Linked DNA regions of Homo sapiens: region 1 is linked to region 2. Evidence: chromatin loops called from intact Hi-C (ENCODE). Cell type or tissue: endothelial cell of umbilical vein. All regions are shown on one strand.

Evidence for each region. Peaks named below come from ENCODE experiments on the same cell type or tissue, not always from the same donor. Only the 100,000 strongest peaks of a DNase experiment are listed, where the experiment ranks them.
Region 1: it touches region 2 in a loop (5-fold over the local background); 16 of 110 quality-filtered maps call a loop at or near these places.

Annotation. Positions count from the first base shown.
Region 1 is chr5:73,515,514-73,523,513 of GRCh38, forward strand. No RefSeq gene overlaps it. Among named protein-coding and RNA genes, the nearest start is that of BTF3, 21 kb to the left of the region's middle. RefSeq lists a silencer at 4,263-4,462. In endothelial cell of umbilical vein, a CTCF peak has its summit at 4,337 (motif pointing right); a DNase peak (open chromatin) is centred at 4,388.
Region 2 is chr5:73,789,144-73,797,143 of GRCh38, forward strand. ARHGEF28 (Rho guanine nucleotide exchange factor 28) reads left to right here. Exons shown (of 36, transcript NM_001177693.2): 8 at 5,259-5,311; 9 at 6,188-6,248. Among named protein-coding and RNA genes, the nearest start is that of ARHGEF28, 170 kb to the left of the region's middle. RefSeq lists an enhancer at 6,898-8,000. In endothelial cell of umbilical vein, a CTCF peak has its summit at 3,772 (motif pointing left); DNase peaks (open chromatin) are centred at 1,078, 3,758, 4,898 and 7,598; H3K27ac peaks cover 2,583 bases.

The DNA of each region.
Region 1 (8,000 bases), 270 kb before region 2:
ATTTATTTTTTTAAATAGAGACAGGACCTCATTATGTTGCCAGGCTGCTTTTGAGCTCCTGGCCTCAAGCAATCTTCTCACCTTAGCCTCTCAGTGTTGGAATTATTGGCATGAGCCACTGCACCCAGCCTCATGATTATTTTTGTCAGTTACAGCAGCACTACCTTTTGCCAACAACGATACCCACCTTTGATATTTCCAAAGTGACCCATTGGCCAGAGTTGCTAAACAGCTCTGAACCTCCCTCAGGGGCTGAGTCTGGAGTTGCGGGATCTCTTGGGCCCCCACCTAAGGAACTAGCACTCAAACCCCCTTTTGGGTAAACAGTATTTTTTAACAAAAGGGAGATGGAGTGGTGTCTTTTCATAAGAGCCACTTCTAGACTCTAATCTTTTGTTCCTTTGGAACTATGTCAAATATACAAATAAATGCTTTTAGCTCTACCATTGGATAGTGCTTCAGAATTAGCAGCCCTGTCACATAGCTATGAATATTCACATTCTTGGTGAAGAAACTTAGGCTTGAAGAATCTTAAGTGTCACAGCCTGTCAGTGGTAGAAACAGGGACAAGAAGGCAATCAGACACTCCAAGTCTATTCGCCACACCAAAAATCCCTGCTGAAGATTCTCACTCTGCCAGACCACAAGGACCCTGCAAGCAAGGCCTTGCTCCTTGAACCAGATCTGGGTTCAATGTTAATTTATTCTTCCCACAGTAGCTACAGCCTTTAAAATGTTCTTACTCTCTCGGCTGGTCACAATGGCTCTTGCCTGTAATCACAGCACTTTGGGAGGCCAAGGTGGGAGGATACTTGAACCCAGGAGTTTGAGATCAGCCTGGGTAACATGGTGAGACCCCGTCTCTACAAAAAGTTTTGTTTGTTTGTTTGTTTGTTTGTTTTGTTTTGTTTTTAATTGGCCAGTCATGGTAGTGTGCACCTCTGGTCCTAGCTACTCAGGAGGTTGAGGTGGGCGTATTACTTGAAACTGGGAGGTCAAGGCTGCAGTGAGCCATGATTGCACCACTGCACTCCAGCCTGGGTGACAGAGTAAGACCCTGTCCCAGAAAAAAAGAAAAGAAAAGAAAAGAAAAAAATTGCCATAGGGGAAAAAGAAAATAAAAGTTTTTACTCTTTGACTTAGAAAACCTACTTTTTTTGGAGGAGGGGGACGGAGTCTCGCTCAGTCGCCCAGGCTGGAGTGCAGTGGCGCAATCTTGGCTCACTGCAACCTCCACCTCCCAGGTTCACACCATTTTCCTGCCTCAGCCTCCTGAGTAGCTAGGACCACAGACGCCCACCGCCACGCCCAGCTAATTTTTTTGTATGTTTAGTAGAGACGGGGTTTCACCATGTTAGCCAGGATGGTCTCAATCTCCTGACCTCGTGATCTGCCCAGCTTGGCTTCCCAAAGTGCTGGGATTACAGGCATAAGCCACTGCACCCGGCCCTTTTTTTTTTTTTTTTTTTTTTTTTTGAGACAGATTTTCACTCTTGTTGCCCAGGCTGGAGTGCAGGGGTGTGATTTCGGCTCACTGCAACCTCTGCCTCCTGGGTTCAAGTGATTCTCCTGCTTCAGCTTCCCGAGTAGCTGGGATTACAGGCGCCTGCCACCACACCTGGCTAATTTTGTACTTTTAGTAGAGATGGGGTTTCACCATGTTGCCCAGGCTGGTCTCGAACTCCTGACCTCAGGTGATCACCCACCTTGGTCTCCCAAAGTGCTGGGATTACAGGTATGAGCCGCCACACCTGGCCTAGAAATCCTACTTCTGAGGCTCTATTCTAAGCATATAATTGGATATACACAAGAAAGCTTTAGACGTAAAGACTTTTTTTTGGAGATAGGGTCCTGCTCCATTCCCCAGGCTGAATTCAGTGCAGTGGTGTGATCACAGCTCACTGCAGCCTCCAACTCCTGGGCCCAAGTGATTCTCCCACTTGGCCTTCCAAAGTGCTGGGATTACAAGTATGAGCCACTGGGCCCAGCCAATATTTTTTAAAATAGTATAATTGATAATAGGAAATGTTAAATGCTAAATAATGCTAAAATACATATTAAACAACTGTTTACTAAAAGCAATCAAAATAAGGTACCCAATTTTATATATAAAAGGTTCTTGAATGTGTAAAACAATTATATGAAAACACTAAGCATGAAAACAAAGACTGGGGCAGTCAGAGGCTATCTCTGGGTTGTGGCTTATTTGTTCATTCATTCCTTCAGCTAGCATTTACTCTGTGTTAAGCACTATGCTATATATATAGATACAAAGGTAAACAAGAAAGATATCTGCTTTTCCCTTGGTGAACTTACTTAGCTCTAGATAACAATATGGTTTTTAGCAAGGAGGTTTGTGTCAGAATCATCAGAAAGTGCTTGTTGAAAATACACATATTCAATACCTCACTCCTGAAGGTTGGGTTCACTGAGTCTGGGATGGGGTGAGGCATAATGTAATTTATTTAAAAATCTCTCTTAGTGATTCTGAAATACAGGCAGGATGACAGCTACTGTCTTAGAATAGAGGTCTCCAAACTTTTATGATTCTATATCCCTTCAGTAACAAAATAACTAAATAAAATAAAATTAGCATTCTGGCCAGGCACAGTGTTTCACGCCTATAATCCCAGCACTTTGGGAGGCCGAGGCGGGTGGCTCAGTTGAGGTCAGGAGTTTGAGACCAGTCTGGCCAACATGATGAAACTCCGTCTCTACTAAAATTACAAAAATTAGCTGGGCGTGGTGGCATGCACCTGTAATCCCAGCTACTGGGGAGGCTGAGGCAGGAGAGTTGCTTGAACCCGGGAGGTGGAGGTTGCAGTGAGCCGAGATTGTACCACTGCACTTCCAGCCTGAGCAACAGAGCAACACTCTGTCTCAAAAATAATAATAATAATAATTAAATAAAATTAGCATTCCATCACAATTTATTTATAGATTATATACCTGTACTAGTCCACTAATATGCATATTATTGTAAAACATTGTTTTACAATATTTAACTCAAAATTTAAATTTAAGAAGGATGAGATTAAATATACAATGTAAAAATAAAGATTCTAATATTTTCTCCTCTAATCCTACTAGATCATCTTGCCCACCTTTTGTGATCCATTTGAAAATTAATTCTCTCGTCTAAAGGATAATGAAGCTGTGAGAGGCAAAAAAGAAAGAAAGCTACTTTTATTTTGTTTTGTTTTGTTTTGTTTTTTTGAGGCGGAGTCTCACTCTGTCGCCCAGTCTGGAGTGCAGTGGCGGGATCTGGGCTCACTGCAACCTCCACTTCCCAAGTTCAAGCCATTCTCCTGCCTCAGCCTCCCAAGTAGCTGGGACTACAGGTGTGTGCCACCACGCCCGGCTAATTTTTTGTATTTTTAGTAGAGACGAGGTTTCACCGTGTTAGTCAGGATGGTCTTGATCTCCTGACTTCGTGATCCACCTGCCTCGGCCTCCCAAAGTGGTAGGATTACAGGCATGAGCCACCTTGCCCGGCCCACAAAGCTACTTTTAATAAGTCATTGCTTATTTAGCATCATAGCCCTCAAGGGTATCCAAAAATCTAATGCAAACATTAATAATTAAAATGAAATTAGATCTAAAAATAGGATTAGACATCAAAATAGACCTGTGACATTGACATAAAAGTAGAACAAAGCGTGTTGTCTTAGTCCATTTTCCACTGCTATAACAGAATACCACAGACTGGGTAATTTATTTTAAAAAAGGAAATTTATTTCTCATAGTTCTGGAGGCTGGGAAGTCCAATACCAAGGGGCCAGCATCTGGTGAGTGCCTTCTTGCTGCATCACAGTATGTTTCCAACACATGAAATTTGGGGGATACATTCAAACCATAGCACATGTATTTATTCCTCCAGTGCCTATTATATAACTGCAAGTCATTCCACTGCAGGTCAGCAGACATGAGAAAACGTTATGGGGTCTCTGGGCCCCAAAATCTGTCTTAAATAAGCCATTAACAACCAAGAGAGGAGAGGGGGAGGAGTTGTACAGACAGTTCCTTCCAAATGTTGAGGAACTTAACACAAAGCCTGAAGGGTGAGGTTGGGACAGTGGAATCCTGAGGAGGGACTGGGGCTAAGAAATGGGGAATACTTGAAGTGCAAATCCTCACTCACCTATCTTTTGGCGGAGGCCGATACATGCACATGCGCGCGCACATGCACACACACACACACACACACACACACGCACACGCACACGCACACGCACAGGCACGCAGAACAAGGGTTGTCAGGAAATTGAGCTGAGGTTGCCCAGAAGGCTTGTACTGCCTCTCCTAACTTACTGCTGAGACCCCATCTGGTGCAAGGCCAATTTCTATACTCAAGAGGGCAGCAGAGAGCAATGAATGGGCCCTCATTCATTTGAGATCTTCAGCACACGGGCCAATAACCACCACCCTTGCTGCTTGCTCGGAGCATCGTGGACCCAAGGTCTGGAAGGGCCAGAAGATACTCATGCCTGTCCCATGCTACTCAGGGATGGTTGACCAGAACACTTTAAGGCACTTGGAGATAAATCACCAGCCACTTGCCACTGCCGTTATGATTGTGTGTTCCATTTGTAAGCACTGTGAGGATTGTTTAAGTACCTTCAGACTCTCTTTACTTTCAGAGAGCCTGTGAGGTAAGTGGAATTCGTAGGATCATTTTATAGATGAGAAAACAGATGCCCAAAGATGTGAACACTTGCCCAGACTTCAATAGCTGGTTAGAGACAGGGCTCGACTTGAACCCAAATCTCCTAAAAAAGCAAATTTAGTTTATCCTGTGAAACTCAACATTTCTCAGAGTTCTTGGACAGTATGTCAAGAATCTGCAAATTCTCTGTAAGAATTAAAATTTTTGTCTTCACTGTGATAATTATCTGTAACAAAGATTAATATCTTTAAATAAAGAGACGACTTCGCAGAGTTACCAAGTGACACCTGTATTGCTCACTTACACAGTGTTGGTTAAGTGAAAGGTTTCTTTCTCCTAAGTTATAAACAAAGGCAGGAATGTATTAGAACTTCTGTTTTGCATGGAAACAGGCATTCTTATAAGTTATATTTTGAAACTCACCATAGAGAAACAGACTAAATAAAGACCAGACTTGACCTAGTATTTTTCTGTCATCAGCTCCAAAGTAGCAATTTAGTTTCTACAAAACATGTCCATCACATTAATTGAACATTGAAATTTTGAATTTTATTAGTTACATGGTATTTGGTTTCAATTTTTTTCTTTAATTACACAGTAATTGCTATGTTTTGGATGTATATGCCCCTATGAAATTCATATGCTAAAATCTAATGACTAAGATGATGGTTTAGAAGGTGGAGCCTCTGGTAGTGATTAGGTCATGAGGATCAATGAGGGCTCCAGCCTTGTGAACAGGATTAACGTCCTTACAAAAGGCTGCAGAGAGCGGCCTCGCTCTTCCCCTCTTCCACTGTGAGGATGCAGCAAGAAGGCGCCATGTTGGAAGCACAGAGCAGCCCTCACCAGAGACCGAGGCTGCTGGGGCCCTGATCTTGGACTTCCAGCCTCCAGTACTGTGAGAAATAAATTACTATTACTTACACATTACCCAATCTGTAGTATTTTGTTACAGCAGCCCAAATGGACTGAGACAGTAATCTACAATCATGGAGCTCATACAATGTTTTATATTTGTAGATATTGAAATAACATTATTATAGAAATGAAAATGATGGCAACATGTTGAGAGCTGGAGCCTGCAATAACTTTTCAAGAACATGAAGGGGTCCATCCATCACTTGGGTTTGAGGAACAGACAGCGGAGGACCCTGCCTCATCTCCTTCCGCTCCACGACGTCTCATGTCAAGAGCTGCTCGGCTTCTTTTGCTCCTCTCTCCTCTTCAGCATATCAGCCCTTATTCTTCTGTTACTGTGACTCCATACTTAGCTCTTGAGCACCTTAGCGGGGGTGTCCTTCTTGGGAAAAGTTTTGGAACCCTAATTTAGTCCAATTACCATAATTTACACATGAAGGAACTGGGGCCCAGATGGATAAAGTGACTCATTCAAGGGCACTGGAGATTGGAGCTGGCTCTCCTGATCCAAAGCCCAGAGCATAGATCCCCAGGAAAAGCACAGGGAAGCAGCACTTGCTACTTCCCACAGACCTGCTAATTTCCTGTTTCAAAATGGGAGCAAGGCTAGACCACAGTCATGGGTGCAAGGCATTATAAGAGGCATGGCACAGTCTGTTCCCAGAAATGCACCATTGATTTGAACACCCAAATGGCTAGGAATATTAAGAGCTAATCCAAACCATCAGAACTGCTGGCTCCAACTCTAGCAAAGAAAAATAAACAAAATCTTTCTAAACTTAGAAATGGTTCAGGATTATTTTTCTTTTTTTTTTCCAGCTCATCAAAGATTAGCTGTAGAGTTCTCTCCACCCACCTCCAACACAGTGATTAAAGGTCCAGCATTGCTGGCCAGGTACGGTGGTTCATGCCTGTAATCCCAGTATTTTGGGAGGCCAAGGCGGGTGGATCACCTGAGGTAGGGAGTTCGAGACCAGCCTGGTCAACATGGTGAAACCCCATCTCTACTGAAAATACAAAATTAGTCAGGTGTGGTGGTGCATTCCTGTAATCCCAGCTACTTGGGGGGCTGAGGCAGGAGAATCGCTTGAACCTGGGAAGCAGAGGTTGCAGTGAGCCGAGATCGCGCCATTGCATTCCAGCCTGGGCAACAAGAGCGAGACTCCATCTCAGGAAAAAAAAAAAAAAAAAGGTCCGGCATCAAAGCCTCCCTCTTCCTCAACAGATATTGTATGATGAAGGGCAGTCACTGCCCTGGGGGTCAGCAAACCTCTGGCTGGACTTGGATCTGCCAAGGAGAAGCTGGGCAGCCTTGGGGAAGCTATTGCTACTCTTCAGGCTTCCATGCCCTCTTCTGTAAAATGACCAGAATTACAGTAGAATTTCAGTGTTTCCTAATCTTCCCTGAAGATAAAAATCCCTTGGCATAGGCCAGGCACGGTGGCTCACACCTGTAATCTCAGCACTTTGGGAGGCCAAGGTGGGCGGATCACCTGAGGTCGGGAGTTTGAGACCAGCCTGACCAACATGGTGAAACCCCATCTCTACTGAAAAATACAAAAATTAGCCAGGCATGGTGGTGGGCATTTGTAATCCCAGCTGCTTGGGAGGCTGAGGCAGGAGAATCGCTTGAACCCAGGAGGTGGAGGTTGAAGTGAGCTGAGATTGTGCCACTGCATTCCATTCTGGGTGACAGTGAGACTTTGTCTCAAAAAAAAAACACTTAAATTTCTGAGCCCCGACCCAAATTTGGACTATTCAGGAAGATGCCTGGTAATCTATATTTAACGTGGTAATCTATATTTAACAAGAGCTCCACCTCATTGTTTTCCACCAGAAAACAGAACTGGATGAGCGGGGCCTAAAATTTGGAATCAGTAAAAGCTCCAGATATACTACAAGTGCGAATATGAGAGGGAGAACGTGGAATTAGTATCAGCCATTCACATGTGACAATAGAGATGTCAGCTTTGTTAGTGAGGCACTCAGCAAGGCTCTGAGGCACTGGGAAAGCAAGATGGGTGAGTTTTCATCAGAAGAGTGAATGGAGAGAGGTCAATGATGTGGTGTGCCCTGAGGGCAAGGGCGGGCCTACAAGGAGAGCCAAGACGATTGGCTTGGGGTGCCAAGGAGCAGCCACGCAGTTTCCAGGGAGACTGGTGGTAGGCATGCAGAGGAGGCCTGAGTAAGCCTGGAATGGAGCCCTCTACACGTCTTTCAGGGCCTCAAGTGGAGCTGGCTCTATTGCTGCATTTCAGAGGATGGGTGTTTGTCCAGTGTGGCGTATGGATTAGTGGTAGCCTGGCTTCAGGGGAATCAACTGGTCTCTCCTGATTACACGTCCTAACTATGGGAGGCCAAGTTCCATTTGATGTCTTTATGGGCGGTAGCACCATCATGACTTTCCGGTCAGATA
Region 2 (8,000 bases):
AAACAAAACAAAGTAGATACCTCCTATCTATCTATCTACCTATCTATCTAATGGAATACTATTTGGCAGTAAAGAGGAATGAAGTACTAATACATGCTACGGCATGGGTGAATCTTGAAAACATTATGCTACATGAATCCAGTTTCAAAAGACTACATATTGTGCAATTCAATTTATATGAAATATCCAGAATAGGCAATTCTGTTGAGACTGAAAATAGATTAGTGGTTGCCTTGGGCTGGGGTGTGGAAGGAGGATGGTGAGGTGGTTGGGGAGAAATGTGGAGCGATTGCTAATGCGTGTGGGGTTTTCTCATTGGAGTGATGAAAATATCCTAAAATTGATTATGGTGATGGTTGCAGAACTCAATATACTAAAACCCATTGAAGTGTATACTCTAAATGGGTGAATTGTATAGTATATGAATTATACCTTAATAAAGCTGTCATAAAAACATATATGGGGGAGTATATACCAACATTTAATGGTAGTTATATTGATTTTTTTGTTTAGTTTTTTTTCCAAGTTTTTATTTATTTTATTTATTTTTTTGATACAAAAGACTTTATTGCAGCATGGGCTTCATGTTCACATTGGTTCTCCTTGCCCAGCAAGTCCCCCAGGAGCCTTGTGAGCAGCTCAGATAGATGCTGCACACACACTCAGTTTGTGTCACAGCTGAGGAACCCCAAACTAAGAAATCCCAAATCTTATAAGGAGACTGCTAGCAAGCCTGCCCAACCCTTGCACTGGAAGAGGCTGTTATCTTTACTACCCTGGTCTGAAAACAAATCTGCCTTCATCCCCAGGGGAAACACTATTTCTCGGTTTCAAGACTGTTGGCCACAAAACCATCCTTCAAAAGATAATCCGGTAGAAAAGTTTTCACAGTAAGAGTAGGCACACCATGGAGAATGGCCTGCAGCAGTCTGGTGTTGCAAGAGGGCTACTGTGGCTCCAAAATCATTTCTTCATTGAACTCTATTCAGACAAAAAGAGCAATGGAAAAAGATCCTTTTGCCCTGCAACTTTTTTTTTTTCTATTAGTGATAGAAGCCTTTTTTGGAGAGGTGCCAGGAAAGTTTCTATTAAGACTCTGGCCAGAATTGGATCATATGTTAACCTCCAGACAAAAAAAACTGTGTAAGAGGAGGGACTTCTCCACTGTCTTAAATAATTACTTTTGTCTTTAAAAAAAGAAACACAAGTAATTTAAATGAAAAAAAACCTGTATTTTAAAGAAGATGTCTTAAATTCTTTCTGAAACAATATAGAATAGAAATATAAAAATGATATGCCAAGGAGCACATTTTGGAGTTGCTTGAGGCCAAGGATTTCTTCCATCTTGGTTTCTTCTCCCCAGCTGCTGCTCAGTAGGGACCAGTGGAGCTTGTTGAATTGAGTGGAATGTTGGGCTCTCACTCACTGATAAGTCTCATTTTGATATTTCTGTAAATAAGTGCCTCATTGTTGCTCCCAGTCCATATTTATACCGAGCAGGCAAAATGAAAGTTCTTATTAGTAGTCCCACTTTTAGGAAAAAAAAAAAAAAAGGAATAACTGGGATATTGAAACAAACTTTCAAAGTGTGACAACAGTCTCTGAATTAAGAGTGGCAAGTAGTCTCTCAAGTGCCTTTGCCATTTTAATTCTCTGGCCATTGTGAATTGAATTTGTACACTAGGATAAAACATTGTAGCAACACATGCAGGTGCAGTAGTTAGTAGTGAAACAGCAATACTTACTAAGTGGAGAGGAAAAGGGTTGGCTTTTGGACTTACAGAGCTGGAAGGGTGGGAGGAAGTAAGGAGAAAAGGATTCATCTGTCTATGAATCTGGCAGTTCAGAAGTTGTGATAAAATAGCGCCAGTATTGGAAGTGTTTCAATTAGTTAATTCTAAAAAGTAAACAACTTTTCCTTCTCTGTCCTGATCCACAGCTTGTCTAACCATCCACCACATCTTGTCAGCTATGTATATTTTGGGCCACCAGATGTAGGTGGAGATGAGAAGCATTTATTCAGCACCTGTTAAGTGCAAAGCACCCAGCTTGGTGCTGGGGATACAAGGGTTGAGCGGAAATCGATCTGGTCCCAGCTCTCCCAGAATTTACAGCCTATTGAGAAAAAAAGATTCATTCAAAGACTATGAACTACCCACCATGTATGCCAGAGAGGCACAGAGGCTGCTATGAACACTACCATCAGGGTGTTTTTCTGACATTTGTGGGGGCAGGCAGAGCAAACTGAGAGCATGATCCTGGTTTTCCACCTGTGCTTTTGACACTACCCTGTAGATGTAAGCCAGTGGTGGACTTGGTTGTTAACAAGACAACACTGGTGGTCTGGCTGCGTCTGACCACGATTCTTCTGCCACATCCAAATGGTGATTAAAATCAGAATACTGAGCATCCTGTGTTTTTGGTTGTAAGCTTTTTTATTTGCTTAAGTCTAGACTCTGTGGTCTCATTTGCAAAATAAGACAGTAAGACATGTGCATAGAGGTGAGTTTTTTAGGCGAATCTGTTTCTTAATGAGACACTGGCATGAATCTTACAGCGACTTAACCCTGTTCACTGGTGCAGTGTCACTAGTAAACATAAGTCTTAGAGATTATCTCTTGTTCCATTATAGTTTGGCAATAACAAAAACCATGTTTATCAAGTTTGGCAAGTCTGATTTAGAGGAGTAATCCTTACTTCTGGGTGGGCTTGAGGGCAAGATTAATAGGCCTTTAAAACAGAATAGGTAGAGTTACTGATACCATTATCTGCTAAAGGTTGCTATAGCAATGAGTGGTTTGATTGCACTGTGTAATTGGTGGTACAGTGGGTTAGTGTAAAAGGATCCTACTAATTTAACAGAAACTCTCCTAGAGCAATTTAATTAATCCATTAGAATGAATGCCAAATTCTTTGAAAGCTCTAAGATATGGTTCTGTTTAGTTCTAGGTTAATTAAAGATACATTATTATCTGGAATCAGCACAGTATCACTAATATTTTTAAATGATTTTTGGATAAAGACTTTCTACATTTAAGTTATTTTTTAAATGATGAGGTACAATTTTTAATGAAGACATATATTTTAATATAGTTTGTGGTACTTGTTCTGAAGTGAAAAAAATTGCACTGGACTACACGGAAAAACGTAGGCATGGCAAGCTATAAAAACTAGTTCACTGGCCTTTTGAGAAGGGAAAGGAAGCTGGAACCTAAATGCACTACCAGGTGTGAACACATCCTCTGTAACTGCAAACTTCACTAACAGATGAGATTGCCTTTTCCATTAGCAATCTGGATAAAATGTGTACTGTTCTTCCGAATAAATGCTGTATGTACAGAATTCTTTAGGAATGCAATATAATGATCATTTAAGAGTTTATGGCTGAGATGACTTTAAAGGAATGAATGTCCTAAAACAGGCAAAGTAAAAGGGTGTGACTCTTGATGTCTGTGCAGATGTGTCTGTTGAAACTCTGGTCCAGGTTATCCTTCCCTTCTTTTTTTTTTTTTTTTTTTTAACGCCTTTGTGGTTTCTTTCCTACTTATCCCAATTTTTAGTGTTTGAGTATATGAGTTTCAAAACCAAACCAAATCCCTACTGTACACTTATAATGTGCCAAATACCATGGTAGGTGCTTCACATCAATTTTCTGCATCTATGTAGTGGGACAAAAATGCTAATTTTAACTATGTGTTTTGGACTTTGGCACTTGAAAGCAGGTCCTTGAAGGGTGAAATTAGCCCATTTTGACATTCCTACCTCTGGCAATGTTACTCTGCTGCCACCTGGAGGCCTTCTGTGGGATGTGCATTTAAAGGCCGGCAGGGATGCTGTGTACACAAGCTGCCTGGGCTGGGTGTCCACTATGATCTTGTCCTCATTCCCTGCTGAGATCAGTTGACATGACCACACAAAATTGGGGTTATTACTTTGTTCGCTGGTTATTTCCTTGTTGGTTTAATCATAGAAGCTAATATGCATTATAAATTCAAGAGCAATATACTATTGTGGCATGCAAATGTAGTATTACTTGCTTTCTGCAAAGCAAATTCAAAGTTATTGTTGTCCAGATTTTTAGAAACACAAGACAAGGATTGTTGGTTTCTCTGCTCCATCCTGATCTTATTACTTATAGCTCCATCCTTGTAATTTGTCATCTTTATTATGATTTGTCATGTAGAGCCATATAAATGAATACCTTATACATTTTCTAAGCATAAACATGGATGATAACTCCTAGCATTGTTGCCCAGAAGTGAGAAGAGCTTGAATAAATCCACCTGCAGATTTGGGGCATTAGATAAATTAATAGGAGTGACAAAACGGAATAGGGAAGGTCTAGGTAATGAACCTGCTGGAAAACTTCAGGCGTTTCCCCAGGATTAGCATAAAGCAGGGCTGTGGGGGAAGGGATGTGGAGATTCCAGAAAAGGAGTGAGACCCCACAATGTTGTATGTTAATGCAAATCTGGGGTAGAGACTTTCAGTCATATGTCCTTGCTAGGGATATCGAGTGCTTTAATTTTCCCCAGGCCCAAACCTGTTCTTGGTGGTTATTTCGACAATAGCGGCTCTTGTTTAAGGGCAACTGAGTATTTGGGAACAGAACCAATCAATTAAACCACAGATAAAAATGCTGCCTTGGGTGAACCTTTTTTTTTTTTTTTTCTTCATCCCAGTACATCCTGACCACTACTGTTTCCAGGAAACCCTTTATTCAGAAAGAGGACACCCGGTGTGCCCGGGGCTGAGGTTGGAGCTGAGGGCTATGCTGGTGTTCTTGACCTTCAGTGATGTGTAAGGAAAAGCCAGACCTCTTATATAATGAATTACGCTCTTTTAAAACATATTGAAATCTGTGGTATTTGAGGAAATAGACATGTGGGATTTCCTCAGGTGGGTACGAGTCACGTCCTTACAATCTGCTATTTTGAAGAACTTGCGGTAGTGAGCAGCCTTCCTTTGGAATCAAGGGCATTTATTTATTTAATGATAATTTTTTCCCCTTCAGGATTTCCTGTGAGAGCTCCTGGGCTTGTTTCCATCTTAGTCCACACAGATAATACCAGAGTATGGACAGTCGGGTTATTAGACACTCTGCTCTGTGGAGAGCTGATTTTTAAGAGGCCTAATCTAAAAACCTATCTCTGTGCAGAAGGCTCCTGGGCAACTCATTTACACTTGTCAGCTAGTAGTTGTTGTTCTTCTTAACAAAAGCTCCCATCAGCAGATCCTGATAATTATTTCTTTTGCAGAGATTAAGAATTCAGTGTCCAGCAGATCAGCAGCTGAAAAGGAAGATATAAAGGTAATGAATGACTCCCTGCTTCTTTCTTTGCACGTCTTTCCATAAAGTAGAAATGAAGATTTAGTGGTAATAAAAATGTTTAAAAAACACTAAAAAAAGGATGTGCCCCAAGTCACTTTCAGAATAATGTGAAATTCTGTTTTCTTTTTCTTTCTTTTTTTTTTTTTTTTGAGATGGAGCCTCGCTCTGTCACCCAGGCTGGAGTACAGTGGCACGATCTTGGCTCACTGCAACTTCTGCCTCCTGGGTTCAAATGATTCTCCTGCCTCACCCTCCTGAGTAGCTGGGACTATAGGCGCCCACCACCACGTCTGGCTAATTTTTGTATTTCTAGTAGAGATGGGGTTTTGCCATGTTGGCCAAGGTGGTCTCGAACTCGTGACCTCAGGTGATCTGCCCGCCTCGGTCTCCCCAAGTGCTGGGATTACAGGCATGAGCCACCGTGCCCAGCCCCATTTTCTTTATCAAATTCTTAATCCCTATTCTTTATAACCAAACCTAGCTATCTTTCTGAGTTGTAGTTGTATATGCAAGATGATTGAATACATTCTGCAAAACAAATTTCTACTTGAAGTTTGATGTTTATAGATATTTGACAACAATGTGATTACAAGAGTAAATGTGGGAGATGTCCTCTGAGAATAAAATAACCTGTGTACAGCTTTCAGGTGTGTTTCAGCTTGGGATAGATTCATTACTCACTTTTAGCTGTTAAATAATATTAAGTATAAGACTAGTTTTCTGTTTACATGTGATGATACTTGTAACATGTTTTCATTGATGCTTTCCAAGGTTGTTTTTCTAGTTCACAAAAATAAACATTAGTGTAGCATATATGTAATTTTTTAAAAATCCACCTGACTTTATCTCTTCCAGCGTGTCAAAAGCCTGGTGGTTCAACACAATGAACATGAAGACCAGCACAGCCTAGATTTGGGTATGAAATAACGCTTTTACCTATACTCGTAGGGGCATCCCAGATCCAGGTTTAGAGTGGACAAGAAGCAAGTAAATTTTAACATAAAATATTCCTTCCTGGTAACCTTATCTATTTCCTGAAACGCATCCAGATAAATTTTATTTGTAGGATCATTTGTAATACTATGACTCTAGAGGTTGAGACTCCATTTACAATCTAAAAAACAAGGCAATCAAAGCTTTTCCTGAACAGTTTTACTCTGAGCCAGAAGCTGGCTCTGGACTTGTCATATGTTCCCTTGTTATTTCTGTGAAGTAGGCACTACCAGTCTCAGGTTCAGGTGAAGCAGTTGAAGCACTGGTGGAGAGTAGATGGTGGAACCGAGACTCATAACTTCATTCCACCTGGCCCTAGAATCTCCAAGCTTACCAAAATCCCATTTTGATGCCCAGTGGGGTCCCCTTGGAGCTGAGCCTATGTGATCTACACTGCTGAGCTCAGGAAAAGACCAGATGTTTGTTCTGGGATTTGAGTCTGATGTGAGTGTCCTTTCAGAGGAACCAGGTGTTCCTCCACCCTTGGCAAGGTAGAGGTATTTCCTCCCTCTGACCTGGGAATTCTCATCTGATTACAATATTCTGTTTCACAACTCCCTGAGGACCCCTTCCTAAATCTCCTCCCAGGTACTCTCTATTTCTTCAAGGCTAATTTGGACCCCAGCCCTATCTCTTGAGTTACTTAGAGGTGAATAGAGCATAATGAAGCTAATGGGGTGTTTGAAGATACAGGCTGAGCTATCAGCAGAGGCTGAGTTTGGGCACCTGGATGTCTGTGAAGACCTCTGGGGCTGACAAGTGAGAGGCAGATGAGCACGAACCACTCCAGTTGGTTTCCTCTGGTTCTGTGAAGCTGAGGCATCTCACACACCTGGAAGGCACACATGGGCAGGACAGTCTTAGAAGTTGCAAGGGGTGAGGTGTTGCTGATGGTAGTGACTGAGGGCTCAAGCTGATGTGAAATCAGGAAAAGCTAAATCAATGCTCAGAGTGAGATTAATGGAGAAGGTGGGTAACCCACGGGGTCACCGTGAGCCTACACGTGCATGGGGCTCCCTGGAGGCTGAGGGAGTGTGGTTGGTATGCTGTGCCAACACACGACAGAGCAGTTACAACCATTCGGAAATCATGCTGTGTAGAGCAGAGCAAGGAGGAAGCACCCTTGGTGTTGGTTGATGGTGTTGCTAGTAGCTTGGCCACATGCCAGAGGTGGTTTCCAGGATCTTGCTGCATGTGGCCCTACTGAAATTGGAACAGAAATTTAGACCCACACTAAGCAATATACACGTCCTTAATATTTTTGCTATTTAAGGTAAGAGTAATGATTTACTTACAGAAGAGGGGAAGAGGAAGGCAAAAAGAGAGCAAACATCTCTGTATAGATGGCTGTTGTGGGCCACTGATGTCAGGGCCATTGCTGTTACTCACGCACACAGGATGTCTCAGCTACAAATTGCATCATGCTCCTGGGAATGTTAGCTTTGAAGAATGTTTGCTAAGATGAATTGCTGGGGGAGGGAGGTAGGCTACTAAAAGTATTAAACACTGAGACGATCTTAATTTCAGGTTTTAAAAACTCACTCTAGTTTCAAACTTGTAAACTTGTGAGCAAGAAGCATGTGCTACGGAAATTGTAGTAGTCTGACCTCGTCTGAGTGTTTTGTCAGTAACATCATTAAGTCTGTGAAGGATTTGAGAAAGATAAATGAGCACA